Regions from separate parts of the Homo sapiens genome. Here regions 1, 2, 3, 4, 6 and 7 are each linked to region 5. A link is an interaction called in ENCODE POLR2A ChIA-PET data of the cell type or tissue named here. Cell type or tissue: CD4-positive, alpha-beta T cell. All regions are shown on one strand.

Region 1 (4,000 bases), 77 kb before region 5:
CTGGTGGCAGCGTGTTCCGCCCACTTTGCGAAGACCTTTCCTTCCTTAGAAACAAGGCTGAGCCTACAGCAAGAGCCTCCTTTTCTTCTCACCGCATTGATGGCAGCACTTGCCAAGTTTCCCAGCAAACCCTGTGACAAATAGGTATGTGCATTCCCAGAATCTCAGACTACCAGGCCACTTGGATCCTTTGTAGCCTGTGGTCCAGTGTCTGAGGACCGGGAGGCAGGTCCTGAGAGGGCCGGGACTACCTGAGGTCAGACAGCCAGGATCGAACCCTGGTCTTCTAACTTGAGCCTCTATTTTTTTTTTGTTTTAAAATTACTTTTTAAAAATTGGGGTATAACTTATAACATGTCTACATTAAATTGCACAAATCTTAAGTGCACAGTCTAATGGATTTTACATATAGTTACCTCTGTGTAACTGCCATGCAGGTCAAGATTAAAAGCATTTCCATCACCCTAAAAGGTTCTCTCAGGTCCCTCCTAGTCTGTAGCTCCCCAAGGGTAGCTGCTGTTCTTTTTTTACTTTTCTTTTCCTTCTTTTTTTAAATATAGACAGGGTCTAGCTCTGTTGTCCAGACTGGAGTGCAGTGGTGTGACCATAGCTCACTGCAGCCTCTAACTCCTGGGCTCAAACAATCCTCCCACCTCAGCCTCTGGGTAGCTAGGACTACAAGCACGGGACACCACGCCTGGCTAATTTTTTAAATTTTTTGTAGAGATGAGGTCTTGCTATGTTACCCAGGCTGGTCTCAAACTCCTGGCCTCAAGGGGTCCTCCTGCCTCAGCCTCCCACAGTGTTGGGATTACAGGCGTGAGCCACCATGCCTGACTGAGTGGCCACTATTCTGACTTCTATCACCATAGATTAGTTTTGTCTGCTTTAAAATTCTGTATTATACTGCATGTACTCTTTTATGGCGTGCTTTTTTCCTTGTTATTGTATCATGAACACTAGTTTGTTTTTCCTGTTTTTCTTTCCGTTCTGTTCCTGGACATTTTTATTTTCAGGATTTGGTTGTATCATATCAGAAAGAAACCTGTACTCAATGGCAGTTACTCCTCATTTCTCATCCTCTTTCCCCCCTTCCCCAGCCCTAGGCAACCACTAATCTACTTTCTGTCTCTGTATAGATTTGCCTGTTCTGAACACTTCATATAAATGCTATCATACTGTATCTGGTCTTTTGTTACTGACTTCTTTCACTAAGCATAAGGTTTCAAGGTTCATCCACATTGTAGCATGTATTATCAGTACTTCATTCCTAGTGTTATTTGGAATTGCCTAGGAATATTCCTTTGTATGGATATCCCACATTTTATTTGTCCATTCAGCAGCTGATAGACGTTTGGATTGTTTCTACGTTTGTTTGCTGTTATGAATAATGCTGATACGAACATTCATGTATAAGCTTTTGTGTAGACATAGGTTTCCATTTCTCTTGGGTACATGCCTAGGCATGGAATTGCTGGCTCTTTTGGTAGCTCTACATGTAACTTTTTGAGGAACTGCCAGACTGTTCTATAGCGGCTGCACCATTTTAAATTCCCACCAGGGGTGTTTAAGAGTTACGAACACTTCAGTGCATGTTTTTTGGTGGAAATGAGGAGTCGTTTATGTTGGAATACACCTAGGATTTGAATTGCTGGGTCATACTGTATTGGTATGTTAAGTTTTAGTTGGAGGCTGCCAGATTTCCAAAGTAGTTAACCAATTCGTAGTTCTGCCAGCTGTGTGTGAGAATTCTAGTTGCCCCATTATCCTTGCCAGTGCTTGCTATTGTCAGTATGTTTAACTTTCGCCTCCTGCTGAATGCTGCCTCTCTCATCATCAAACCCCACAATGTTCAAAGCCCCAGCTTCCTGGCCCAGAGCTCCCCTGCACTGCCTGCTAAGCGCTGGTCTAGAGATGGTCCCTGCTCTTCCTGCCTTCACTTACGGGTGATTTGGGGCTCCCACACCAGCTGCCTCAAGTGCTTCTTGCAGCAGCAGGAGCAATCAGTGAAGTCTTCCTTCATCCTCTTCTCTTCACACTCCCTGGTGCCATGGGGTGGCCTCTGTTTCCCATTCCACTGCAGCTCTGGTGTGACAGGCTTAAGGTTCTATTGAAGTAGAGCTTCTCCAGTTTGGTACCAGGATAGGGGTATTAATGGAGAAAGTGTTGACCTAGGAGTCAGGAGGCTTGGGTTCTTCAAACCCTGGCCCCACCACTAACTCACTGGGCAGGGATCACGTTTCCTTTCTTAGCCTCAGTTTTCTGTCCTGTAGAATGGGGATGATAATGCCCTCTTACAGGATTGGTGTTGGGATCTCATGAGACCGTTCCTTCATGCGGGTGGTTGTTCAGTGCCTGCCATGCGCTACAGACTGTTTAGGCATAAGACAAGTAGCAGGGAGCAAGACAGACGCTCTGTGACCCTCCCCGGCCAGTGAGGAGACAGACGCATGAATCATACTTCCAGTGAAGACCGTCCGTGCGAGTGCTGTGAGGTACAGGCTTACACCAAGGGCTCCTCAACTCATTCTTGGAGGGGTGAGCTTCAAAAAAGCTTACTGGGGCCGGGTGCAGTGGTTCATGCCTGTAATCCCAGCACTTTGGGAGGTGGAGACAGGCAGATCACAAGGTCAGGAGTTTGAGACCAGCCTGGCCAGCATGGTAAAACCCCGTCTCTACTAAAAATACAAAATTAGCTGGGCATGGTGGCATGCATCTGTAACCCCAGCTACTTGGGAGGCTAGGCAGGAGAATTGCTTGAACCCTGGAGGCGGAAGTTGCAGTGAGTGGAGATCGCGCCACTGCACTCCAGCCTGGGAGACAGAGCAAGACTCTGTCTTGGAAAAAAAAAAAAAAAGCTTCTTGGGAAGGCTGACCTCCATACTGAGACTGGAAGCATGAATGAAGAAGCATGAAAGGCTGGGCGCAGTGCCTCACGCCTATAATCCCAGCACTTTGGGAGGCCAAGGCAGGCAGATCACCTGAGGTTAGGAGTTCGAGACCAGCCTGACCAACATGGAGAAACCCCATCTCTAATACAAAGTTAGTTGAGCTTGGTGGTACATGCCTGTAATCTCAGCTACTCAGGAGGCTGAGGCAGGAGAATCGCTTGAACCGGAGAGGTCGAGATTGCGGTGAGCTGAGATTGCGCCATTGCACTCCAGCCTGGGCAACAAGAGCGAAACTCCATCTTAAATTAAAAAAAAAAAAAAAAGAAGAAGAAGAAGAAGCATGAGAGAGGGATTATGGCACAGAAACACATGGGCAAAGTCCTAGATGGGAGATGTGGCAAGACCTCGGCCCCTTGGGGTCTAAAAGATGTTCAGTGTGGCTGTACTGGGTGGGGGCCATGGTAAGAGACCATCTGTGAGTGGTGCTGGCATATAAATGGGGTCATAAATGCAGCTCCTGGTATTTCCTCCCCACTCTAGGTCCCAAGAGCCAGGATACCTGCCTTCTAATTGCTTTTCAGCCGTCAGTCGACTCTGCCACCCAGATGAGGCCTGATCCCCATCACAGAGCGTGGGCGTCTGGCATATGGTCTCTTGAGTTACTTCTAGGTCCTAAAATAGCAGGTGATTGGGCCACTACTGGGTGTGTTTCATCCTGGCTGATGACAGCCTGGTGCAGCCAGGCAGACAGCAGGGTCAGCCCTGGAGACAGAGGTGCTTCATGGGTCACAGTGGCCCCATGCCGGCCCCACAGCCAGTGGAGACTGAGCCATGGCCACCTCTCTGGAAGGTGGGAGCCAGGGCTTCACTTCCCGCTGCCACTCGGGGCCTCTGAGGCAGGCAGATCTGTTTCCAAGCTCCACAGACAGCTGTTCTCCCAAGCATAAACGGTCAGCATGAGAACTATGCAGGGATCAATAGGAATTGTTGAAAAATTCTGAAAAGAGAGCCCGGAGGAAGACAAAGAGCCCCGGAAGTATGTTGTCAGCACAATTTGGTGCTAATACTCAAGTTTGTTTTTCTTTTCATCAAAGTCTGAAAGGCAGTTG
Region 2 (4,000 bases), 170 kb before region 5:
TACTGTCTGCTGTGTTAGAGATGAGGCATTATGAGAAGGAGAAACTATTTGTCAAATGTAATTAACAATTAGAAATGACCTAAATGTCTAACGGTAGCAGATTGGGTAAATAAATAATCATAGAGCCACATAAGAAGTACTATTTGGCTGTTCAGAACAATTAAGTAGAAGAGTATTTAATTTCATGGAAATGCTCCTGACATATTGGTACATTAGAAAAAGCAGACTGCCTAAGCAGTGAGCATGGTACAATTCCATTTTAACAACAACAACACACATATCATAACGAGTCAACATTTATATACCCATACTCATATTCATAGCAGCATATTCACAATAACGAAAACATAGAAGCAAACCAAGTGTGCATCGATGGATGAATGGACAGGGAAAATGTGGCAGATACACACGATGGAATATTATTCAGCCTTAAATGGGAAGAAAGTTCTGTCACATGCTACCAAATGGATGAACTGTGAGGACACTGCGCTAAGTGAAGTGAGACAGTCACAAAAAGACAAATACTGTATGATTCCACTTATATGAGGTGCTTAAAGTAGTCAAATTCATAGAAACAGAAAGTAGAATAGTGGTTACCAGGGGCTGGGCGATGGGAAGAATGCGGAGTTAGTGTTTAATGAGTACAGAGTTTCAGTTTTAGGGGATGATAAGTTGCTGGACAGCACAGCTGTCCATAGGAACCAGCCATAAGCCACTGGGGCTTGCAGTGCACTGGAAATGTGGCTCGCCTGAATTGCGATGGGCTATAAATGTAAAACCCACTGTAGATTGTAAGACTTGGTATGTAAAAAAGAATATAACTTTTCTCATGAAGGATTTTTTTTTTTTTGAGATGGAGTCTCGCTCTGTTGCCCAGGCTGGAGTGCAGTGGCATGATCTCAGCTCACTGCAACTTCCGCCTCCTGGGTTCAAGAGATTCTCCTGCCTCAGCCACCCGCATAGCTGGGACTACAGGTTTGTGCTACCAGGCCTGGCTAATTTTTGTATTTTTAGTAGAGATGGGGTTTCTCCATGTTGGCCAGGCTGGTCTCGAGCTCCTGACCTCAAGTGATCTACCTGCCTGGGCCTCCCAAAGTGCTGGGATTACAGGCATAAGCCACTGCGCCTGGCCTCACGAAGGATTTACCAAAAAAAAAAAAAAAAAAAGATTTGGCTGGACACAGTGGCACACGCCTGTAATCCCAGCACTTTGGGAGGCCGAGGCGGGTGGATTGTCTGAGCTCAGGAGTTTGAGACCAGCTTGGGCAATATGGTGAAACCCCATCTCTACTAAAATACAAAAAATTAGCCGGGCGTGGCAGCGTGCACCTGTAGTCCCAGCTACTCAGGAGGCTGAGGCAGGAGAATCGCTTGAACCCGGGAGGCGGAGGCTGCAGTGAGCCAAGATCGCACCACTGCACTCCAGCCTGGGTGAGAGTGAGACTCTGACTCCAAAAAAAAAAAAAAAAAAAAAAAAAAAAAAATGGAAATGATAATCTTTTGGATGTATGGGATTAAATAAAATATATTATTAAAATTAGTTTTACCTTAAAAAAAAACTTTTGAAAAGTTAAAAATTCAGTGGCTCCAAAACTCAGAAGTCTACACCACACACATTAATCTCTCATTTAAGCCCCATGCCGGTGCAGCCAGTGCGGATCCTCAGAAGGCTCTGCTGGTCACCGGGGCCCTGGCGGAGGGTGCAGCTGCCATCTCATCACTGTCAGTCGCCCTGCTAGTGGGACAGTCGCAGCTCTAGAGGATATGGCACCCTCAATTAAATGCTTGGGACTCGAAGTGACAGTTGTCATTTCTGCTCACAGCTTATTGGCCACAGCTAGTCACACGGCTCCACTCAACCACAAGGGGGCGGGGCAATCTCACCAAGTGCCCCAAAGGCAGCGATCTGGAACTATTTGGCGAACAGGGCAAAATGACTAGCTCCGTGCAGCTTTTTTATTTCTTTAAAATACATAGAATAGAATAATTTTTAAAACGTAGAACGGAATAAAATAAGAAATATAGTATGTTTAGAATTTTTAATTTAAAACTTTAAATATTAGGTTATGTTTAATTTTTTTTTATATCATGTGTGAGGTACAATAAATATTTGTGGAATGTTGACAGTTCTTTCTGAAAAGGGATCACAGCTATAATGAATATGACTTTTTGGCTTTATTACTAACAAAGTGCTTGCCCGGGGGTCATCTCATTTAAGGTATTATGGGCCTCTTTGCAGATGAAGAAACTGATCTAAGACAGATGAGTGACCTCCCCAGGTCACCCAATCAAGTGGCAGAAGTGGGACTTGGGAACAAGTAAGATAACCCATGAGACTTCTTCTTCAAACCCCAATATTTCTTCTCTTTCCTATATCAACCTCAAATCTTAAGCTTGCTATTCTTTACTTCGTTTAATAACACTAACATTTAACATACTGAGTACTATCATCACTGCTAAGGAAACTAATGCTCAGAGGAGGAGACTTGCCCAAGGTTACGTGTCCCTGAAGAGGCAAGACTTGGATTCGAATGTGGATTTATGAGAATCAAAGCTACAACCACAATGCCCTTCTGCCACTCTGGCTTATTGACCTGCTTCTAGAAAAAAACTTGAATGGCATAGGGGATAAGTTTTAAGGGGACTTCCCATGATTGTATGGTCCAGGTGGTGTTCACCCAGCAACACCTGCCTGATGCCTTCAGCCCTTCTTACCATCCTAACCCTAGAAGGGCAGATATTTTGACACCCTGCATAGAACCTGGAGCCTCAACTCATGGACATTTAAAAAACAGACACACACAAACAAAAACTCCTTGATATTAGCAAAGGTAACCAGGTGACGAAATTATGTCAGGGTTGCATTTTAAAGAGACTGTTTTATTTCTGGCTTTATGGTGCTTGATGTAAGCTTTTAGAAATGTATTTTTATGATAATCAAAGATATTTATTTTACATGCCCTTTAAAAAGTGCCAGGACTGTAAATAATAATAGCTAACATTTAGTTCCTACTATATGCCAGGCACACTGCTTAAACATTAAAATGGATTATTTCATTTTAGCCTCACAATGTCAGTGAGGTAAACATAACCCGGGACCATGGAAACAAGAAGAACCTTGATGCCTTCCTGTGCTTGTGGAAGCGGCATCAGCTGGGATTCTCAAGTACTGCTAGCCAGCGTCTGCTCTGCCTCCAGCTGCAAGTTACTTACAGGCTCTGATCCTTAAATTGCAACATTCCACCATTGGGCTGAATGATCTCGAAACTCCCGGAGAGGAGGGGCTTCTCTGAGCAGTGCTCAGCACAACAGGGCTTCCTAAACAGCCACTATTATCATCCAAACAGGGAACATGTCTTCTGAAATGAAAAGCGGTGTGTACAGTCTGACAAGTGAAAGTTCTCATAGGGCCATGGACAGAGTATTTGAGATTCTAGCATCTCTGGAAGCGTTGAGTTACAATATAGCAGTTTGGGTTGCTATCTTGCCTGCCACTAGGAAATGAGGCAGTGCTGATTCTTTTTGTCTTTTGTAACATTAGTTCATATTTATTGAGTGCTGCTGTGTGCCAGACACTATGCTATTTACAAAAATTAGCTCCTAAGTCCTCATATCCACCCTACTTCGTGGGTACTATGATCATCTTCATTTCACAGATGAGGAAACTCAGGCTTCAAAAAGTGGGCAATTTCCCAAGGTGTCACTGCTAGTAGGTGACTGAGTCCAGGCTTAGATCTGGCACTGTGGCTACAGGGTCCTCATTCTTACCACTCTGTGTTCCCTTCTCCAGCATACTAAGGACTTGGCTTTGGGAGTAGATCTGCTCACTCGAAGGAAGAGTAAACATTTGCCTCAAGCTCTTTACAGTCAGTGATCTTATCTAATCCTCACATCATCTTTCTGAGGTGAGTATCACTATTAATCCCTTTTGACAGATGGAGAAATTGAGGCTCAGAGAGGTCAGACAAGTTGCCCAAGATCAACCAGCCAAATGTGTGGT
Region 3 (4,000 bases), 210 kb before region 5:
CAATGCCCTCCTCTTATTGAAGGAAAAGCTGAGTTTCAACGTGGAGCAGTGACTTGCCCAAGGTCTCACGGGCAGGTAGCATGGACCAGGGCACTGAACCCACCTGGGTCTCCAGACACCCTGGGACATGGCCTTTCTCCTCTCCCACGTCTCCAGCTTTGGGTCCTTGGGCTGAGATGCTGGCGATGCACCCAGGCAGGAGGCCTGCCTGAGGCCGTGCCTCCAGGCGCCCACCCTGAGCTTGTGTCCTGAGTCCCTGTAGCTTACCCAGGGCTGGGACAAGCCCCAGCTGTGAGCATGGGCTCCCCCAAACATAGTTCTTATCTCCTGCTTTGTTTTCCCCAAGGAGCTGGATGATGGCCTGGATGAAGCGTTTTCGAGGTAATGCTAGCTTCCTGTGCTGGGTAGGGGGCCTGGTGTGCGTGGGCTGGCCCTGCTGCCCTTTCTCCTGGGGACCTTTCCCCTGATTAAGAACACAAGCCACTCAGACCCCCTCCAGAGCAACAGTCCCATCCCTCCACTCAAATGCTTCCAGGGGCAGGGAGCTCACTGGGGAGGAAACCCCTTCCAGCGTTGTCCAGAGCTGTTAGAAAGTTCTTACTGTTGAGTCAAAAACTATTCCTGGTGGCTGCTCTGCCGCAGTCTGAGGTGAGCGAAACACACTGCAGCTCAAGTTGATTTCCTCCGACTTGAGGAGGCGTGGCCTTCAAAAATGGGCTTTTTTTTTTTTTTACAGGCTTTGCTCCCTCCACAGGTCTGTGTTTATGAACAGGGGAAGGGAGAAAGTGTTTAATGAAGCTCGTGAAGCGTTCCATAGCAGGGAAGGTCAGGCACAGTGAGGAGGTGTTTTGGTATAGCCTTTGGTGGCATTTCCCCGTTTTCCCAGGGGCCATCCTTGTGGCCCCCTGCAGCTTGGGGACATGCCACTGAGAAGGCTGTGGCTGAGGAGAGGCCTGGGCAGGTCAGGGTTCCGAGCCCTGGGTCCCCGTCTGTCAGGCCTCCCTTTCTCACTTGAGACCCTCAGCAGCCTCCTACAGCCCTCCCACATCAGGGGCTTTGTTTGGGGTTGGAGTCAGCGATTTTTGGTCCAGCGGGTGGGGACAGAGTCAGGGTCTTTGCCCTCCTGCCTCCTCCTTCCTCTTCCTTGCCTCCTTCTTGCCAGGGACTAGTGGAAACCCCTTGGTCCAGCCTGGGGCGAGGGCGACAGTGACACCTTCCCTGCCTCACTGGCTGACGACACCTGCCCTCTGAAGAAAATCTTTTGTTTGCTTTCTCCACATTATTTTGAGCATCATGTGCCCTTTATTAACAATTTTGAAAATCAGCAAAGCATTAAACAGAAAGTAACACCATCCTGTAATCCCACAGCCCAGAGTTTTGGGCTTAATTCATGCTAATCCTATACATATACATTATTTTGCATTGATCAGCTCATCGTATTTGCATTTTGGGATCCTGATTTTTCACTTAACAGCGATGTGTCAGAAGCATTGCTCCAGGCTGTTAAAAGCTCCTCGTAAACACCTCTTCCATTGACTGCCTAACATTCTCTTAAGGGAAGCTGCTATAATTTACTTGACTCTCCCCTATTCTTTTGGACATGTAGGTTGTCTCCCTTTGTAAATTTATTTTTCGAACAGCACGGTGTTGACACAGTTATAGCCAAAGAATCTTCCGTGTTCCCTCCCACAGCTTGTTCCCCACCCCACCCCCACCCCCGCTGCTCCCTTTACCAGCCCCTTCTCCTCTTTCCTGGGCATGTCCTGACTGAGCTGGGGCACAGAGTGGGTGCTCTGGCCTCTCCCGGGGGTGGGTGCACCGCTGGCTGCCCCTGACTTTTCTGAGCTGTTTGACTCTCAAGGGGAGGTGCTTTGATCTGAGGTTACTCCACCTCCCCTGCACCGGGGGCTTCCTTCTTGGGCCATGTGCCCTGCTGTTCCCCACTGGTGCCCCCTCGCGTCTGACCCTGGGGCGCGCCAGCCCTCACCCAGGCTCTCGGCTCACACAGCTCTGCCTTCCAGGCTTGCCCAGTCTCGGACAAACCCTCAGGTCCTGGACACTGGCCTGACAGCCCAGGACATGCATTACGCCCAGTGCCTCTCGCCTGTCGACTGGGACAAGCCTGACAGCAGCGGCACAGAGCAGGATGACCTCTTCAGCTTCTGAGGGCCCGGGGCCAGCCGGACACAAGCGGCCCTGACACGTGATGGACCAAAGCCACCTGCTGCGGGGGAGCCAGTTCTGGGGCCCGCCTGCCACCTCTCCCAGCCCTCAGCATTGTCAGCCTGAAGATCAGAGCTGCAGCCAGTCAGGCAGGGGAGAGATTTTTCTTTTAAGCCCTGCTCTTTCTCTGAGAACCAAAAGATGCCTTGAATATTTATTCAGTGACTTCTGGCTTATGCTCAGAAGCCAGTCTGCGTCAGGCACGTCTCCTGCTGCGTGACATGTGCAGTGCTGTAATCGGCTCCCGCTTGCTCTCCTGGAGCAAGCTCTGCCCTGGCTGTGGGTATCAGGACTGTGACCAAAGCATTTCTAGTCCCTTCTCTCTTTCTAAGGACCCAAATTTCCCTGGGGGCATCCTGCTTCCTGAAAGCTGTTGGATTTCAGTGATTTTTCCCCCCACCCCCCAGCACAGGAGAGCACCCACAGCCGCAGAAGGGGAATGTGTCCTCCTGCTCTGCTTCCTCAGGGCCCAGCAGGCGGGGGTTTGAGCCCTGGACCCCAGGCTCTTAGAGACTAAGGGGCAGCTCCTGACCAAAGACGATACAGCTTGGCACTTTAAAGCATTAACAGCAGGTGTGACCCTGAGGGCTCCTCCATGGTGCTGCATTGAGTCCAGCTTTCCTTCTGCCCTTCCTCCAGGAGAAGGGGCCCAAGGTCCCCGTGGATGGTCTCCACCTGTGCTTGGAACCAGTGTAACTGGCTGCTCCCTGCTCCCAGGGACTGACACGGGGATCATCTCTGTGACCGCCCTCCGTCGGGCCCCTGCCTGCCTTCTCCCCTCCACGCAAGGCTGTGCTCTTCCTCTGGTTTCTGTGTGTCCGTTTGAGTGTCTGCGCCCCGCCTCCCCATACTTCCTGGGATGATGTGTGAAACCTGACACCTAGATTTATTTGGAAATATTCTATGACCACTTTACAGATGAGGAAACAGGCCTCAAGCGTGGAGGGGTAGAGTGAAGAGTAGAACCCAGGTCTGATGCCAAAGCTGCTTTCTTCTCTGCCTCCTCCTCACGCAACTCACACCTCCTTTTCTTCTAGCTTTGTTGTCCTCCCAGGAACCAAAAAACCCCAGCTATTTTCTGACCAAAATGTGTTTCATAACAAACCATCTGGTGCCTTTCCACACAGAACTGGCAGGAGCCTCGTGTCCTGCTAGCTGTCTCTCTTGTTGATTTCCGTGAAAATGCAAGTGTTTGAAGTCTGCTCATTCCGAGGGTGAAACAAAATCCAACCCTGTCAGAATCATGCTGTTCTCTTTGCTGACACTGTGACCCTGGGTCGGGACAGACCAGCAGCAATCTGTCTTTAGAATCGCTTTCCTTCCTCCCCTTTTGCCCCCGTGGGGCTCCCGGCATCCTGAAAGCCAGCAAAGCCTCCAGCATCTTTTCCATCCTGAGGTGCCTCCCAGTGGCCTGGCTTGTCGGAGCAAGTTTCATCAGCCCTAGGGAAAACACGGCCCTCCTGGGAACCTCCTTACCTGGAGTAACCGGACACCTTAGACGGAGGTGCCTGAGGGTGGGGTGGGATTTGCAGGGTCATTATCAGAACATGAGGATAACTTCCTTGCCCCTGCTCTGTAGCCACCTCCTTGGCACCGGCCTCTATTTGTCATAAGGCGGCGTGGGCGAGGCCTGACACAGGCCAGCCTTGGCACGAGGGGGGCCAGGGGTTCTGAGAAGCGCTGCCCTGTGAGAGCCACGCTGGCCTTCGTCTCCATCTCTGGTTGACGGGCTGTCCGTGTGCCTCCTGTGTGTCTGCAGACAAGTCTTGCTGTGCTT
Region 4 (4,000 bases), 150 kb before region 5:
CACCTACAATCCCAGCATTTTGGGAGGCCAAGATGGGTGAATCGATTGAGCCCAGGAGTTCCAGACCAGCCTGGGCAACATGGCAAAACCCAATCTCTAAAAAAAAAAAAAAAAAATACAAAAATTATCCAGGCATGATGATGGTGCACACCTATGGTTCCTGCTACTGGAAAAGCTGAGAGGTGGGAGGATCACTTGAGCCAGGAGGTTGAGTCTGCAGTGAGCCATGATTGCAACACTGTACTCCAGCCTGGGTGACAGAGTGAGGCACTGTCTAAAAAACTGAGATTTTGACTGAGTTTGACTTGAATCCATAGATCAAATTGTTATCTTAACAGTATTGGGTCTTTCATTCTATGAATGTGGTATCTGTCTCTATTTATTTAGATTTTCTTTAATTTCTCTCAACAGTGTTTTGAATAGTGTTTATGTTCAAGAGAGCTTTAATGTATTTTATTAACTATCTCTATTTTACTTTTTAAATATTGTAAATGATATTCTTTATTTTTATTTTTAAATATTTTTAAAATTTCATTTATTTTTATTTTTATTTTTGAGAAGGAGTTTCGCTCTTGTTGCCCAGGCTGGAGTTCAATGGCGTGATCTCAGCTCACTGCAAACTCCGCCTCCCGGGTTCAAGCAATTCTCCTGCCTCAGTCTCCCGAGTAGCTGAGATTACAGGTGCATGTCACCATGCCTGGCTAATTTTTGTATTTTTAATAGAGACGGGATTTCACCATGTTGGTCAGGCTGCTCTCGAACTCCTGACCTCAGGTGATCCATCTGCCCCTGCCTCCCAAAGTGCTGGGATTATAGGTGTGAGCCACCACACCCAGCCATTTTAAAAATTTTAATAGCTTTTGGAGTGCAAGTGGTCTTTGGTTACATGGATGAATTATATAGTGGTGAATTCTGAGATTTTAGTGCCCCCTTAATCCAAGTAGTATAGATTGTACTCAGTATATAGGATTTTTTTAATCCCTCCCCCTTCTGAGTCTCCAAAGTCCGTTATATCACTTTATATGCCTTTGTATAGTCATAACTTAGCTCCCATTTATAAGTGAGAACATATAATATTTGGTTTTCCATTCCTGAGTTACTTCACTTAGAATAATGGCCTCCTGCTACATCCAAGTTGCTGCAAAAGATGTTATTTCATTCCTTTTCACAGCTCCGTAGTATTCCATGGCATATATATACCACATTTTCTTTATCCACTCGTTGGCCAATGGACACTTAGGTTGGTCCCATATCTTTGCAATTGTGAATTGTGCTGCAGTAAACATGCGTGTACATGTGTCTTTTTCATGTAATGGCTTCTTTTTCTTTGAGTAGATACCCAGTAGTGGGACTGCAGGATCGAATGGTAGATCTACTTATAGTTCTTAAAGGAATCTCCATACTGTTTTCCATAGAGGCTGTACTAATTTACATTCCTACCAGCAGTGTATGAGTGTTCCCTTTTCACCACATCAATGCCAATGTCTATTGTTTTTTGACTTTTTAGTAATGTCATTCTTGCAGGAGTAAGGTTGTGGTTTTAATTTGCATTGTGGTTTTAATTTGCATTTCCCTGATGATTAGTGATGTAGAGCATTTTTCATATGTTTCTTGGCCATTTGTGTATCTTTTTTGAGAAATGTCTATTCATGTCATTTGCCTACTTAATTAATTAATTTATTTTGAGACAGGGTCTCCCTCCGTCACTCAGGCTGGAGTGCAGTGGTGCGATCTTGGCTCACTGCAGCCTCCGCCTCCCAGGTTCAAGTGATTCTCCTACCTCGGGATCACAGGCATGTGTCACCATGCCTGGCTGATTTCTTGTATTTTTAGTAGAGACAGGGTTTCACCATATTGGTCAGGCTGGTCTCGAACTCCCTACCTCAGGTGATCTGCCCACCTCGGCCTCCCAAAGTGCTGGGATTACAGGTGTGAGCCACTGCACCCAGCCATTTGCCCACTTTTTAATTGATTTTTTTTTTTTCTGATTTGAGTTTCTTGTGGTTTTTAGACACTAGTTCTTTGTTGGATATATAGTATGCAAATATTTTCTCCCATTATGTGCATTGTCTTTTTACTCTGATGATTATTACTTTTGCTGTGCAGAAACTTTTTAGTTTAACGAGATCCCATTTATTGATCTATTTTTGTTTTTATTGCATTCGCTTTTGGGGTCTTAGTCATGAAGTCTTTGCCTAGGCCAATGTCCAGAAGAGTTTTTCTGATGTTATCTTTAGAATTCTTATGGTTTCAGGTCTTAGATTTAAGTCGTTGACTCATCCTGAGTTTTTTTTGTATAAGATGAGAGATAGGGATCCAGTTTCATTCCTCTATGTGTGGCTAGCCAGTTTTCCCAGCACCATTTATTAAATAGGGTGCCCTTTACCCTATTTAAAAAATAAATATTTTTATATGCTTCATCAAAGATCCGTTGGTTGTAAATATTTGGCTTTATCTATGGGTTCTCTATTCTTTTCCATGGGTCTATGTGCCTACTTTTATATCAGTACCATTCTGTTTTGGTAACTATAGCCTTGTGGTACAATTTGAAGTCTGGTAATGTGATACCTCTAGATTTGTTGTTTTTGCTTAGGTTTGCTTTGGCCATTCAGGCTCTTTTTAAAAATTTCATATTAATTTTAGGATTATTTTTTCTAATTCTGTGAACAATGATGTTGTTATTTTGTTTGGGATTGCATTGAATCTGTAGATTGCTTTGGGCAGTATGGTCATTTTCACAATACTGATTCTTCTAATCCATGAGCATGGGATGTGTTTCCATTTGTTTGTGTTATCTGTGATTTCTTCCAGCAGTGTCTTGTTGTTCTCCTTGTAGAGAAATTTCACCTCCTTAGTTAAGTATATTCCTAAGTTTTTTATTTTATTTTATTTTTGCAGCTGTTGTAAAAGGGATTGAGTTATTGACTTGATTCTTAGCTTGGTTGTTGTTGGTGTATAGCAGTGCTACTGATTTGTATATACTGATTTTGTAACCTGAGACTTTAATGAATTTATTTATCAAATCTAAGAGTCTTTTGGAGGAATCTTTAGGATTTTCTAGGTATACAGTCATATCATCTGTGAACAGTGATAGTCTGACTTCCTCTTTCCCAATTTGGATGTCCTTTATTCCTTTCTCTTGCCAGATTGCTCTGGCTAGGACTTCCAGTACTATGTTTTTGTTTGTTTGTTTGTTTGTTTGTTTTTGTTTTTGAGACAGAGTCTCGCTCTGTCGCCCAGGCTGGAGTCCAGTGGCACGATCTTGGCTCACTGAAACCCCCGCCTCCCGCATTTAAGTGATTCTTGTGCCTCAGCCTCCTGAGCAGCTGGGATTACAGGCATGTACCACCACGCCTGGTTAATTTTTTTTGTATTTTTAGAAGAGACGGGGTTTTGCCATGTTGCCCAGGCTGGTCTCAAACTCCTGAGCTTAGGCAGTCCACCCGCCTCAGCCTCCCAAAGTGCTAGGATTACAGGCATGAGCCACCGCACCCAGCCCAGTGCTATGTTTAATAGAAGTAGTGAAAGTCGGCATCCTTGTCTTGTTCCAGTTCTTAGAAGGGAATGCCTTAAACTTTTCCCCATTCGGTATGATGTTGGTTATGGGTTTGTCATATATGGCTTTTATTATTTTGAGATAAGTCCTTTCTATGCCTGGTTTGTTGAGAGTTTTTTTTATCATAAAAGGATGCTGGATCTTATTGAATGCTTTTTCTGCAACTATTGAGATGATCGTATGGTTTTTGTTTTTAATTCTGTTTATGTGATATATGACATTTATTGACTTGTATATGTTAGACCATCCCTGCATCCCTGCTATGAAACCCACTTGATCATGGTGTATTACATTTTTGATGTGCTGTTGGATTTTGTTAGCTTGTATTTTGCTGAGGATTTTTGCATCTGTATTCATCAGGGACATTGGTCTGTAGTTTTCCTTATTTTTGTTATGTCCTTTCCTGGTTTTGTTATGAAAGTGATACTGGCTTCGTAGAATGAT
Region 5 (4,000 bases):
GTTTACTTGCTCATTCTCTATCTTCCCCAAATAGAATATCAGTTATCTGGGATCAGAGATCTTGTCTGCTCCTAAAACAGTGCCTGGCACATAGCAGGCCCATGGTAACTGTTTTGTGAATGAATGAATGCATGGGTGCATGAATGCTGAAAGGATGAATGGAGGGAAGGATGGATGGAGGGAAGGATGGATGGGTGAGTAGATAGATGGGTGGGTGGGTGTGGGCAGTTGGATGGATGGATAGATGGTCTGTGACTACCCTCTGATCACAGGAATCTGGCCAGGAATGGTGGTGCTTAAAAGACACACATTGAAACGGACTGCTAGAGCCATGGACCCTTTAAACTGTAGGCTCAGTAATGATTTTTCCCTGCTCAGCTCCCTGGCACAAGACCTCAGTCATGAAGCAGCTTCTGGGACTGCAGTCCCATCTCAGTCTGGGTCCCAGTCTTGTTCACTCCTGTCTTTGGCTGAGCTCAGACCAGAGCCCCGGTCAGAGAATTAGTGTGCAGCTGGTGGTGGCCGGAGTGTGCTGCCCAGAGGCCCTTTCTGCCTTCCCTTGCAGAGTAAACATAAAGTTAATGAGCAGCCAGGCTCCCTGCCCTCAGGGCACACAGTAGTTGAGCCATCAAGGGAAGAAATGGCCATGAATTATTTAAGGAAACTCAGAGCACTTGATTTTGTAGGAGAGAACTTTGAATAGAAGAGGCTTTGCTCTCTGCATTTGATCTTCCCAGTGAAGAGCCTGGAGCATCTTTGACCCTGGGTGAAGGCTGGGCCTCTGGCAAGTTTGGGGTTTTGAAGAATTTTCTGGTGGTTCTCAACCTTGTTGCCATGTTAAAATCACCTAGGGAGCTGCAAAGTCCTGATGTTCAGACTGCACCCCTGACTCAGAACCTCTGGGCACTGGGCCCGGGCCACACATAAACCTCCTTGGGATTTCGTGTATAGTCAGGGTTGGGAACCACCCACCAAAGACCTTCACCCCTGCCTGCACCTTAGGATCACCTGGAGAGCTTTAAAAATCCCATGTCTAGCCTCACCCCAGGCCAATAAATCCCAATCTGAGATTTTTAAAAAGTTCCTTCCACAATTCTGTTGTGCACCTGGGGTCAGAAAACCACCAGGTTAGACCAGTGTCCAGCTGGGATGGACCGGGGAGGGTCAGACAGATCGGACTGGGCACACCCCTGAGTGTCACGGCAGGAGACAAAGAAGAAGAACAGGAAGAGCTTTGGTCACTTTGGCCTCCTCTGAGCTAGTGCTCTAAGTACCTCATCTTATTTAGCCCCCATCTTACAGATGACGAAACTGAGGGTCAGAAAGGCCCAAGGTCCATATAGCAACAAGTGTCAGAGCCAGGACACAAACACGGGTCTGACTCCAGATCCATTGGGCTGGCCTCTACTTACCAGCAGCCAAATCACAGAGGGGCCTGGCTTGCCTGAAACCCCTCCCGCGAGTGCTCAGATGGGGCTCCTGCAGGCGGCAAAGGAAGGAACAGCCAGCGCCAGGCACTGAGCCAGGCTTCGAATATCCTCTCCTTTAATCCTCACAACCAACCCAGGAATCATTACTCCCATTTTATAGATGAGCAAAGTGAGTCTTCATTAAAGTGAAATAACTTGCCCAAGGTCATCTAGCTCCTAAATCGCAGAGCTGAGATTCAAACCCAGGCCTCTCGCCACGCTGGGCTCACTGCCTATGGGTTAGCCCTGCTCCACAAGGAACAGCACAAATATTTTTGTTAATACATTAAAAAAAAAAAACCCTGGTCTTGTGCCCCACTTAGCTCCTTGCACCGCTGCTTGCTGTGATTTAAACCTTTTACCAGTCGTCTGCCAGCCTGCACTGTCTTGTGTTTTGTTTTAGAAAGCCTTGTTTTTTATCTTTGCATCTGCGTGTCTCAGTTGTGTCTTCAAAGAGGCAGTGGTTTATAATTTCCTCTTGACTGCAATTACTTAGCTTGGGGCCAACCCCCAGTGGAAATAATGTGTGGGAGGCGGTCTGGAAGGTGCAGGTGCCAGGTCTGGTGCGCAGCATCCTGAGGTCTCCCTCAGATGTCTGTGTTCTCTCCAAAGTGTTGACAACTGGTGACTCGGACCCAGGTTTCTGAGCCCTGACACTCCTCCCCTGCACCGCAGGCTTAGTGACGCCGAGCAGCTGCCAGGGACATGGCTCTGCCCGGGAGCCAGGCCGGGCCCAGAGCAGACCCCTGCCTGCAGCCCGGCTGCTCTGCAGGTGTCCTCAGCACTCCCCCATGTGGAGCAGGTGCCCTGGCATGTCACATTGTCAGCGCTTTTCCATCTGCCACTCAGTGTGGGTCCTGCAGCCAGCCCACCAGCCCTGGGCCCTGACAGGAGAGAAAAAAGGAAAAAACAGACCCAGGAGTGAGCGAGTGTTCCTTGAGCATCTTCTGTGTGTCGGGCACTGGCTGGAGGCTGCTGCTGGTGGCTTCTGCTGTCACACGGCACTCAGAGTCTGAGAGAGAGACAGATATACAACAGAAACAGATGCCAAGTAGGAATGGCACCATGTAGAAGGGTGACAGGGGCCCATAGGTAATGGCAGTGGCAGTGCTGGTTTAAATTGGGGCATTCTCTCCAAGGAAGTGACATTCTGGAGGAGGTGGGGTTAGCAGAGTCAGGGCTGGAGCATGCAGGAAGGAGGCGCAGCACCAGCTAAGCCCCGAAGCAGGAAGAAAAATGCAGCTTTCAAGAATGTCACCTTTGCAGAGAGATTTTCCCTGACCTCCCTCTGCAAAGTACAGCACTGCCCCCACCCCAGTTTTTTTTGTTTTGTTTTGTTTTCTTGGGTTTTTTGTTTGTTTGTTTTTTTATGACAGAGTCTCACTCTATTGCCCAGAGTGGAGTGCAGTGGTGCAATCTTGGCTCACCGCAACTTCTGCCTCCTGGATTCAAGTGATTCTCCCACCTCAGCCTCCCAAGTAGCTGGGACTACAGGTATGCACTACCGTGCCTGGCTAATTCTTATATTTTTAGTAGAGATGGGTTTTTGCCATGTTGCCCAGGCTGGTTTCAAACTACTGGGCTCAAATGATCCATCTGCCTCAGCCTCCCAAAGTGCTGGGATTACAGGCGTGAGCCACTGCGTCCAGCCCCTCCCCGCATACCCCTGCATTTTTTAATCTCATCCTCTCACTTTGTTTTATTCAAAATGCTGATCACAAATTGTACCTCTCAGCCAGTTGTGGTGGCTCACGCCTGTAATCCCAACATTTTGGGAGGCCGAGGTGGGTGGATCCCCTGAGGTCAGGAGTTCAAGACCAGCCTGGCCAACATGGTGAAACCCCATCTCTACTAAAAATACAAAAATTAGCCGGGGGTGGTGGCACACGCCTATAATTACCCAGCTACTTGGGAGGCTGAGGCACGAGAATGGTTTAAACTTGGGAGGCGGAGGTTGCAGTGAGCCAAGATCATGCCACTGCACTTCAGCCTGGGTGACAGAGTAAGACTGTGTCTCAAAACAAAACGAATTGCACCTCTCATATATATTTGGTTTTGTTGGGAATTCTCTGCACTAATGGGTGAGCTCCCTGAGGCAGAGTCCAGGCTCCTCTCCAGCACACCTGTAGCCCCAGTACCTAGCACAGCGCTGACACCAAGGAAATATTACATGGCTGCCGAGATATTGTAAGCCAGGAGGGTACCTGAGTGAAAAAAGGCCAGTGTAGGTGAGGTAGGGTGTGAGGAGGGAGGGGCAGGAGACAGACTAGAGTGGAATCATAGGGGTCAGTAATTAGTGGGGACTCGCTCTGTGCTGGGAAATAGGCCAAGTCCTGCAGGCATATCTCATTTAATTCTCACAACCCTATGAGGCAGTTAATGCTCTTATCCCCAGTTTACACGTTAGGAAACTGAGGCACAGAGAGAACATACAACCTGCCCAGTGTCACACAGCGTGGAACTGGTGGAGATGAAATTTGAACCTGATGAGTCTGTGCCCCAGAGCCATGTCCATAGAATCAGGTCCACCC
Region 6 (4,000 bases), 130 kb before region 5:
TTAGCTGATCCAGCCAACAGCCTTGCGGCATACAGAGCATGGGCTGTCATCCTGTTTTATGGCTGAGAGGCTGAAGACCCTGAAAAGGGATGTGACCAACCCCAGGTCCCACCAGTTTAAATTGTGATGCCTAGACTTAAACCTCCCCTCCCCACTCCAAGGGTGATGTTCTTTCTGTGACATCATTTGAAGGCTAGTGGGTGATAACTTAGAGGAAGAGTTTTCACTTTGGAATGGAAGAGCGTAGAAACTGTCATAGCCTGGATAGGCATGTAAAAGAACCGGTCTTGTGAATCTTTAGACCAGGGTATCTACCCTTTATTGCAGTCCGGAATTATCTGGGGCATTTTAGTAAATACTGATGCCTGAGTTCCTCCAATTAAATCACAGATGCAAATTTAATTGGTCTTGGGTGTAGCCTGAGCACAGGGATTGAAAAATCTTTAGAATGAACCTATGGCAATTTTGTCTTAGCCTCGACTTATCTCTTTTCTGGCTGTAGTTCCCTTTGACCCACTTATGGAAGAGGTTGGAAATTTTCTGTATTTATTAAGACCTGCACCGAAATTGAGTGAGAAAAAAGCTGGAGACAAGAGTCAAAACTGAGTTTTCCAGAGTTAAGAGCAGACACTGTTTACATGATACGGATAAGCCATGAATTTATTAAAACTTTAAGAGAAATATTGAAAACACCTACCATCTATTGAGTCTCAGTTGCAAGAGCTGAAGGAAAGACAAAGACGAGTCTCTGGCTTTAAGGAATTTTATTGTGTAATCTTGGCATGTACTGGAATCACTTCTAACCACATACAGATGCATGGATGTAGGGAAATATTACTTGGCTGCATCAATATTTGCCTGTCCCACCTAAATCTTTTTTGAGGAAGTAGCCAGGACATAAACAGCTGAAATGAAAATATTTGCTTGTCCCGAAGTCGATTTCCCCACAGGCCATCGCCCTCCCTCCTGTGGCTGCCTCTGCTATTCTCATTAGCTAAGCAGCCTTGCCCTTACAGAGATCCTGAGGGCCTTACAGAGATCCTGAGGGCAACAAAGCCGGTGGTCATCTGTAAAATCCAGTAACTGATTGATGCTCAGGAAATAGGAGATACTGAAGAAGTGAAAGAGCCTAACCCAGTCCCAGGTGGTTCCGACTCTGCAGCCGTGCTCTGCTGTTTCATCTCAGCCATGCCAGGTGCTAGACGTGACTTCACCTGAGAATTGCTGACCTGGGTTGATCAGATCAAATCTATCCAGGCCACCTCTGGCAGAGCAGCAGAAAGTGAGAATATGCTGTAGATTAGTGTGAGAATCCTCCCCAGGGCTTAATGATGGTCCCTTGGAGAGCTCTGTTTCTATGCAAGAAACCTGTGAATTCTCAACCTTTGCCAACTTGCAATCGTTCTTCAATCTGCCCCAACTATTTCTAGCAAATTCTTTGGCTAATACAGCATAGAAAACACATCCTATTTGTCCCAGACTTATTTCATTCCAGCTTCAAGGGGTGGACATTTAGCCTAAGAGCATTCATAGAGAGTCAGACTTCAGAGAATATATTTCCCTCTGTTAAATCGTATATGAAACCAAGCTTGCTCCGAGGCCGCTGGCTGCAGGAAGCAGTGACGAGGATGGAGCTTGGCAGATGGTTGTAGCTGTGGTTTCCTGGAGGCCTGTGTGGGGAGATGATTGTTTGTATATTGGTTTTCATTTATGTATTGGTCTTATTTTCATCTTCCTGAGGTACCCAGATGCTATGGTGATAGATTGATTGGAAATGACTCATTTGTCAGGGTTCTGTGGGGGACGTAGGTTCCCTTCTCATGCGCAGCAGAGTCTAAGATGTTTAATTAGACGCTGAGACATTTCTGCATGGGTCCATTTCTGCCCATTCTCCCAGGTGGACGCCATTTCTTAGATTGCAGAGGGACGGGGTTGGGGAGGGACCTTCTAGTTCTCCATCCTCTCCCTCTATCCTCTTATTTTGTCTGGCTGCAGTCCTTAGTCCTACCTCCCTTTTAATTAATTAATTAATTAATTAATTTATTTACTTACCTTTGAAACAGAGTTTCATTCTTGTCACCCAGGCTGGAGTTCAATAGCACGATCTCTGCTCACTGCAACCTCTGCCTCCTGGTTTTAAGCGATTCTCCAGCCTCAGCCTCCTGAGTAGCTGGGACTACAGGCACCCGCCACCACGCCTGGCTAATTTTTTTTTTTTTTTTTTTTTGTATTTTTAGTAGAGATGGGATTTCACTGTGTTGGCCAGGCTGGTCACGAACTCCTGATCTCAGATAATCCACCTGTCTCGGCCTCCCCAAGTGTTGGGATTACAGGCCTGACCCACCACGCCTGGCCTTTTATATATATATATTTATTATTATTATTATTATTATTATTATTTGCCTCAGCTTCCCGAGTAGCTGGGATTACAGACACCCGCCACCCCACCCAGCTAATTTTTTTGTATTTTTAGTAGATACGGGGTTTCTCCATGTTGGCCAGGCTGGTCTCGAACTCCTGAGCTCAAGTGATCCACCCGCCTCTGCCTCTCAGAGTGCTGGGATTACAGGCATAAGCCACCGTGCCCAGCCCTACCTCCTTTTATCTGCTGTTTTCTACCCCCTAACATTATTGTCCTAAAAATTGCCTTCATGTGGCTGCTAGAATTTGCAGAACTGATTCATGTTGGAAATCTAGTTGTCAAACAGGTCCAAACCAGACTTCATGAAATAATGTAGTTGAACTGATACGCAGTGAGAGGAATATTAAGTGCTGCTTAACTGTTTTGTTCCACTTCAGCTTTTTCAGGGCCTTACTTTGTTCTTACTGTGTGCCAGGCAATGCCTGACATGCTGAGGATGGAAAGGTCTTACGGGTGCACCATGGTAACACCATGGAGATGCTAGATAAAGGTGTGAGCAAAGGGCTGCGGAGTCACCTGAAGATGACGTGAGCCATGGGCGTGGGGGAAAGAATGGCATTTCAGGAGAATGTGGGCAATCCTGGGGGTAGTGGGTTTGCAAACTAGCAGAAAGCTCCGTGTACTGAGTCGTGGGAGGTGTTGTGCATGTGGATATAGGTGCAGCTTGGAAAGGTCAAGGCTTCTACCTGGGACACAAGGTGACATAAAGAAGTGGGAGACTGTGAGACATCTTGGAAGGGGGAGAGGAGTTTAATGCTAGGCGTGATAAAAATGAGATGCTTGTGAAATCTAGGTGGACACATCTAATGGGTTGTTGGAAATATGGGCTTAGGACTGATTGGGGTAATGGTACCAGAGACATATATATATATATATATATATTTTTTTTTTTTTTTTTTTTTTTTTGAGACAAGGTCTCACCCTGTCACCCAGGCTGGAGTACAGTGGTGCGATCTGGGCTCACTGTAGCGTCCGTCTCCCGGGTTCAAGCAATTCTCCAGCCTCAGCCTCTCTGGTACTACAGGAGCGTGCCACCAACACCCAGCTAATTGTTTTGCGTTTTTGTGGAGATGGGGTTTTGCCATGTGACCCAGCCTGGTTTTGAACTCTTGGGCTCAAAGCGATCCTCCTGCCTCAGCCTCCCAAAGTGCTGGGATTACAGGCATGCGCCACCACGCCCGGCCGAGAGATGTAGATTTAGAGGTCCTAGTTTAGCGAGTCAGGGCTTGAAGGCTTGAGCACAGAGCCATTTGAGGAAAACCTGGATGGAAAGGGAGAGGGCTCAGAGCCTTTGGGAACACCAGTGTTTTAAAGAACAACCAGAGGTTGGGGGAGAAGGTTGAGTCAGGTAGCAGAAAGACCAAGTGCCACATCCAGCCTGCTTTTCCCTTTACTAGCTGATTCTGCCAAACCTGACTGCCTGCTGACCCTGGTGAGCATGCCTCAGCCACTGGGGGGCTTTCCTGCAGTTTCCCCTTGTCCTCTCCCCTCGCCTGGTGTGCTGAGGGCGTCTTCACTGGCTGCAGGCTCCTGGGCTTTGTTCCCTTGCTGGCATCAAGGATTGGAAAGCCTCTTTCT
Region 7 (4,000 bases), 98 kb before region 5:
CTTCAGCTCCTTCTAAGTTGCTGCAAAGGACATTATTTCATTCCTTTCTATGGCTGAGTAGTATTCCATGGTGTATATATGCCACATTTTCTTTATCCACTCATTGGTCGATGGGCACTTGGGTTGGTTTCGTATCTTTGCAATTGCAAATTGTGCTGCTATAAATGTGTATGCAAGTGTCTTTTTCATATAATGACTTATTTTGCGGGGGGGGGGGGAGGTGGTTACCCAGTGTGGGATTGCTGGATCAAATGATAGTTCTACTTTTAGTTCTTTAAGGAATCTCCATACTGTTTTCCATAGTGGTTGTACTAACTTATATTCCCACCAGCAGTGTAAAAGTGTTCACTTTTCACCACATCCATGCCATGGCTGCTTTTTATTGAGCACATATTATATACGAGCCATTGTGCTCAACACTTTACATCTGTTATTTACTCTTAGGGTTATTCTAAGGATTAAGTATTTCTGTCCTTTTACAGATGAGGAAACTGAGACTTACAGGGGTTAAGTCACTCACTCAAGGCCACACAGCCAGTAAGGTGGCAGAGCCCTAGAGCAGCCTCTCAAGCTTCAATGTGCGTTTGAATCACCTGGGGCTCTTGTTAAACTGCTGCTACAGATTCAGCAGGTGGGAGAGTGGAACTGAGGTACTCTGTTTCTGACGTGCCCCCTGGGTGGCCCTACTCCTGGTCCCTGGAGCACTTTGAGCAGCGAGAGTTTCTCTGCCTGTATGGCCCACACTCTCGACCCTGATGCCTTAGAAACAGCTGCAGACAGGATGCGATTCCTGAGACTGCTCAAACCTGAAACCCCATGGGCAGGATGTGGGTGAGCTGTCTGGACCTCAGGTGGGTGGGAGTTGTATCATATGCTCATTTCCCACATTGGCCTTTCAATAGCTTGAGTAAACCCGAAACTGAGAGGGTTGGAGGCAGCATCTCCCCTTCTACTCCCCCGCTTCACCTCCCCGGGCAACCAAACCCCACCCGTGCCCAGCTTCTGAGCGATAGACCTGGGCTGTGTATTTGCAGGAGCCTCACTGGGGTCACCAACCAGGTCATGTTGTGTTGCCCCAATAAATGGAACTGGATCAGAAAATCCAACGTGGATAGTTTTTAGGTGCCAAGCTGTCAGCTCTTCCCTTGGACTGTGCTGAAAGTGGAAGAGGAGAAAAAAATCAACCCAATGTTCTAAGCTCTCTGTCTACATAGTCATTAGATCCCAGGATCGTTAGAGACCAAATCCCTTCCCACTTGGCCCCTGCAAATGGGGCCAGGTGTCACTGCTGGGAGACGCCAGTAAGGCTGCACGTCATGGTGTGAGCACTTGTCTTTAATGACTGGGAAAATCCATTTCCTTCCTTGGCAGCTTTGAATGTAGCAACTGTGGTTCTGGGTCACTGCCAGAGCCAGCCTTGTGTGTATGTGTGTGATTTTTTAAAGTGGGGGAGAATGTCTCAATATTCAATGCTCACCCCCTTCCTTCCAAGTTGTACCCCCAGAGAACTGTCCAACACAAACTTTGGAGTTTTCCACTCTGGGAGTGGTCTGCTGGCACCCACGTGTCCTCCCCTCCTCTAATGCATCCTTTCTCTCTTGATCTCATTGTTCTGGGGTCCTCAGCTGAGTGGGCATCTGTGCCTGGGTGATCGATTCTAGTCTCTTTTCTGCAGGAGAGAACTCTTGAGCTCTGAGACAGGTAGAAAGAAAATCTTAAACCAAATAATAATGTTCTGCCTCACACTAGTAAATATTTTGCACTAAAAAATTCCGTGTCATTTTGATTTGTTCAGGTAGACAAGAACATCTTTTGTTTGAGGAAGAACTGAAGAGATTTCTTGGGATTCAGCTCCGATGGCTCTGCCTGTATCTCTCTATCATTGGAGCTTTGTTTTCCACCTTTGCAAGACTTGAGTGAAGGGAAGGCTTTGTGGTCTATTGTTAGGTGCTCTTTGAATCTATAAATCACAGGCTACAGGAAGGGAGGGGCTTCCAGAGACCATCTAGAGCCACCCTCTATCTCTAGCAGGGACACACACACACACACACACGTACACACACACAATGACTGCCTGTTGCGCGTTTCTAGAACCTAGTGGGGACAGGGGTACAGTTTCTTTTGGTGCATAGTTCTCATGTTGATTGGTTCCGACTGTCATGTTCTTGCACCTGTCCTGAGTATCTCTTGCTGTAGCTCTGGCCCTTTCCCCAGTCAGCTACTGCACTGCCCTGGCCCATGTTTCTTAGAGACATGGTTATCTCTGTGCTATTAGTGTCTGTGTCCTGGCCGAGGCAAGTCCCTTCCCTTTCTGAGTCTATATTCTTATAAAATGTGGCTTTGAGAATAGATGATGTTTCTGGTCTTAAAATTCTCTTTGACTCTGGAGTTCTGGATCTGTGCTTCTGTTTGATGTTGTTTCTCTTGCTGGGTGACCTTCTCTCTGACTCCCTGCTGTAAAGACCTCCTTTTTTTTTTTTTTTTTTTTTTTTTTTAATCAAAACCTAACTTGGTCCGACCTACCCCATGGCTGACCACCCAGGCACTTGCTTTTGACTTAAGGGTAGCACCATACGATGTCTTCTTTTTGTTTTTCATTTTAACAACCTGTATTTTTCACATCACAAAACCTTTCTAGATATTCACTGTAGAAAATTCAGAAAATATAGGTCAATAAGAAGAAAAAGATAGAAATCACTAAACTTCTATCAGACATAACCGCTGTTAAGAATTTGGTATATTTTCTTTCAGTCTTTTTTGTAAACACTCATACATAGGCCAGTGAATTTCATACTATGTAATTTTGTGTTCTGCCTTTCCACCTAATAATATATACTGAGCATTTTTGCCTATCATGAAACATTTGTAAACACAATTTTTAATACCTATTTACTACTTTACATCTCCTACTTTAGCCCTTGCATAATTATTTCCAAATGGAACAAATATCTGTCTTGTCCAGCCCACTGAACTGGCCAAATCAAATGAGATAAAATATGCAAAGAGCTGCACAAATATAAGTGATGATTGTTCATTTTGTTAGTTTTATCTCCCCAAGTGAACTACTTTACCGTATTGTCTCAAAATCGTTAAACAGTTTCCTGTTCACCAAGTTTTGCACAGTGGTGGGCAAAACATGCTGTCTGGCTGTAATCTCTTAAAAGGGCGTTACATATTAATAACTTTAAAAGTTTTTTCTTAGCAACTTCTTAGAAACTCTGGTCTAAGGAAATTATTCAAAATGTTATGTGCACAGAGATGTTCACTATGGCATTATTTACAATAGCCCCAAACTAGAAATCACCAAAATGTCTAATTATATGGGAAGGAGGTGAAGTAAATGATGATGAACCCACTTTCTAAGCTATTATATAGCTATTAAAAGTGATGTTTACAAAGCCTTTGTAATAAAATTGGAATATGTCATAATTATGGGAAGAAACAAAGGTACAATATGAGAGGGAAAAACAAAGGTACCTGCAGAGAAAGACGCCAAAATGGGAATGGTGGTTGTTAAATAATGGGCAGTTGTTTTCCTTCTCTTTTTCTGCTTTTCTTCAGCGAGCTTGTGTGCCTTTGATACATTAAAAGGTAGAGAGACAGAGACAAGAAGAGAGAGAGAGGAGACGAGAGAGAGAGAGAGAAACAAGACGAGAGAGAGAGATGAGACAAGAGAGAGAGAGGTGAACCTTGTTTTTAAAATTACCTGAAAGGATTTATGCAGAAGAGAGAAGGAAGGGGCACAGAGCTGAGTTCAAGAGAAGGGAGTGACCCAGAAGTGGGAGAAGCGGGCATGAGGGCTGAAGCCTGAATTGAGCTGAGACTTGTAGAAAATTCTCAGAACCACCAAAGGAGCCTTTTAATTTTTTTGGAGTAGGAAGAAAACAGGCACCTCCTTTGAGCATGCTAATATAATTATAAAAGGAGAAACCAAAATAGCTAGTTCCTAATTTGTTCACCAGACTTCTTCCTTCTCTGACCAGCGTGGGGAACAGGCTTG

Evidence for each region. Peaks named below come from ENCODE experiments on the same cell type or tissue, not always from the same donor. Only the 100,000 strongest peaks of a DNase experiment are listed, where the experiment ranks them.
Region 1: POLR2A ChIA-PET joins it to region 5 with 18 read pairs; 7 of 35 experiments call an interaction of 5 or more read pairs at or near these places.
Region 2: POLR2A ChIA-PET joins it to region 5 with 18 read pairs; 9 of 35 experiments call an interaction of 5 or more read pairs at or near these places.
Region 3: POLR2A ChIA-PET joins it to region 5 with 10 read pairs; 6 of 35 experiments call an interaction of 5 or more read pairs at or near these places.
Region 4: POLR2A ChIA-PET joins it to region 5 with 18 read pairs; 5 of 35 experiments call an interaction of 5 or more read pairs at or near these places.
Region 6: POLR2A ChIA-PET joins it to region 5 with 26 read pairs; 6 of 35 experiments call an interaction of 5 or more read pairs at or near these places.
Region 7: POLR2A ChIA-PET joins it to region 5 with 11 read pairs; 5 of 35 experiments call an interaction of 5 or more read pairs at or near these places.

The regions. Positions count from the first base shown.
Region 1 is chr1:25,696,108-25,700,107 of GRCh38, forward strand. All of the region lies in intron 2 of MAN1C1 (mannosidase alpha class 1C member 1), which reads left to right. Among named protein-coding and RNA genes, the nearest start is that of MAN1C1, 81 kb to the left of the region's middle. RefSeq lists an enhancer at 1-102 and a silencer at 1-125. In CD4-positive, alpha-beta T cell, no CTCF peak of the experiment used is centred here; a DNase peak (open chromatin) is centred at 1,874.
Region 2 is chr1:25,606,915-25,610,914 of GRCh38, forward strand. No RefSeq gene overlaps it. Among named protein-coding and RNA genes, the nearest start is that of MAN1C1, 7.9 kb to the right of the region's middle. In CD4-positive, alpha-beta T cell, CTCF peaks have their summits at 1,854 (motif pointing right) and 2,056; a DNase peak (open chromatin) is centred at 1,857; H3K4me3 peaks cover 308 bases.
Region 3 is chr1:25,564,827-25,568,826 of GRCh38, forward strand. LDLRAP1 (low density lipoprotein receptor adaptor protein 1) reads left to right here. Exons shown (of 9, transcript NM_015627.3): 8 at 347-381; 9 at 2,022-4,000. The coding sequence ends at 2,166. Among named protein-coding and RNA genes, the nearest start is that of LDLRAP1, 23 kb to the left of the region's middle. RefSeq lists enhancers at 1,965-2,688, 2,689-3,413, 3,414-4,000. In CD4-positive, alpha-beta T cell, CTCF peaks have their summits at 1,972 (motif pointing left) and 2,178; DNase peaks (open chromatin) are centred at 685 and 1,935; H3K4me3 peaks cover 2,324 bases; H3K27ac peaks cover 760 bases.
Region 4 is chr1:25,627,770-25,631,769 of GRCh38, forward strand. All of the region lies in intron 1 of MAN1C1 (mannosidase alpha class 1C member 1), which reads left to right. Among named protein-coding and RNA genes, the nearest start is that of MAN1C1, 13 kb to the left of the region's middle. In CD4-positive, alpha-beta T cell, no CTCF peak of the experiment used is centred here; a DNase peak (open chromatin) is centred at 1,512; H3K4me3 peaks cover 470 bases.
Region 5 is chr1:25,773,067-25,777,066 of GRCh38, forward strand. All of the region lies in intron 8 of MAN1C1 (mannosidase alpha class 1C member 1), which reads left to right. Among named protein-coding and RNA genes, the nearest start is that of SELENON, 25 kb to the right of the region's middle. RefSeq lists enhancers at 1,814-1,963, 2,134-2,303. In CD4-positive, alpha-beta T cell, no CTCF peak of the experiment used is centred here; DNase peaks (open chromatin) are centred at 1,985 and 2,615; H3K4me3 peaks cover 1,421 bases; H3K27ac peaks cover 1,588 bases.
Region 6 is chr1:25,641,216-25,645,215 of GRCh38, forward strand. All of the region lies in intron 1 of MAN1C1 (mannosidase alpha class 1C member 1), which reads left to right. Among named protein-coding and RNA genes, the nearest start is that of MAN1C1, 26 kb to the left of the region's middle. RefSeq lists an enhancer at 1,745-1,794. In CD4-positive, alpha-beta T cell, no CTCF peak of the experiment used is centred here; DNase peaks (open chromatin) are centred at 1,206 and 1,646; H3K4me3 peaks cover 1,202 bases; H3K27ac peaks cover 1,663 bases.
Region 7 is chr1:25,675,379-25,679,378 of GRCh38, forward strand. All of the region lies in intron 1 of MAN1C1 (mannosidase alpha class 1C member 1), which reads left to right. Among named protein-coding and RNA genes, the nearest start is that of MAN1C1, 61 kb to the left of the region's middle. RefSeq lists a silencer at 866-935 and an enhancer at 1,016-1,065. In CD4-positive, alpha-beta T cell, no CTCF peak of the experiment used is centred here; DNase peaks (open chromatin) are centred at 823, 1,343 and 2,043; H3K4me3 peaks cover 1,714 bases; H3K27ac peaks cover 836 bases.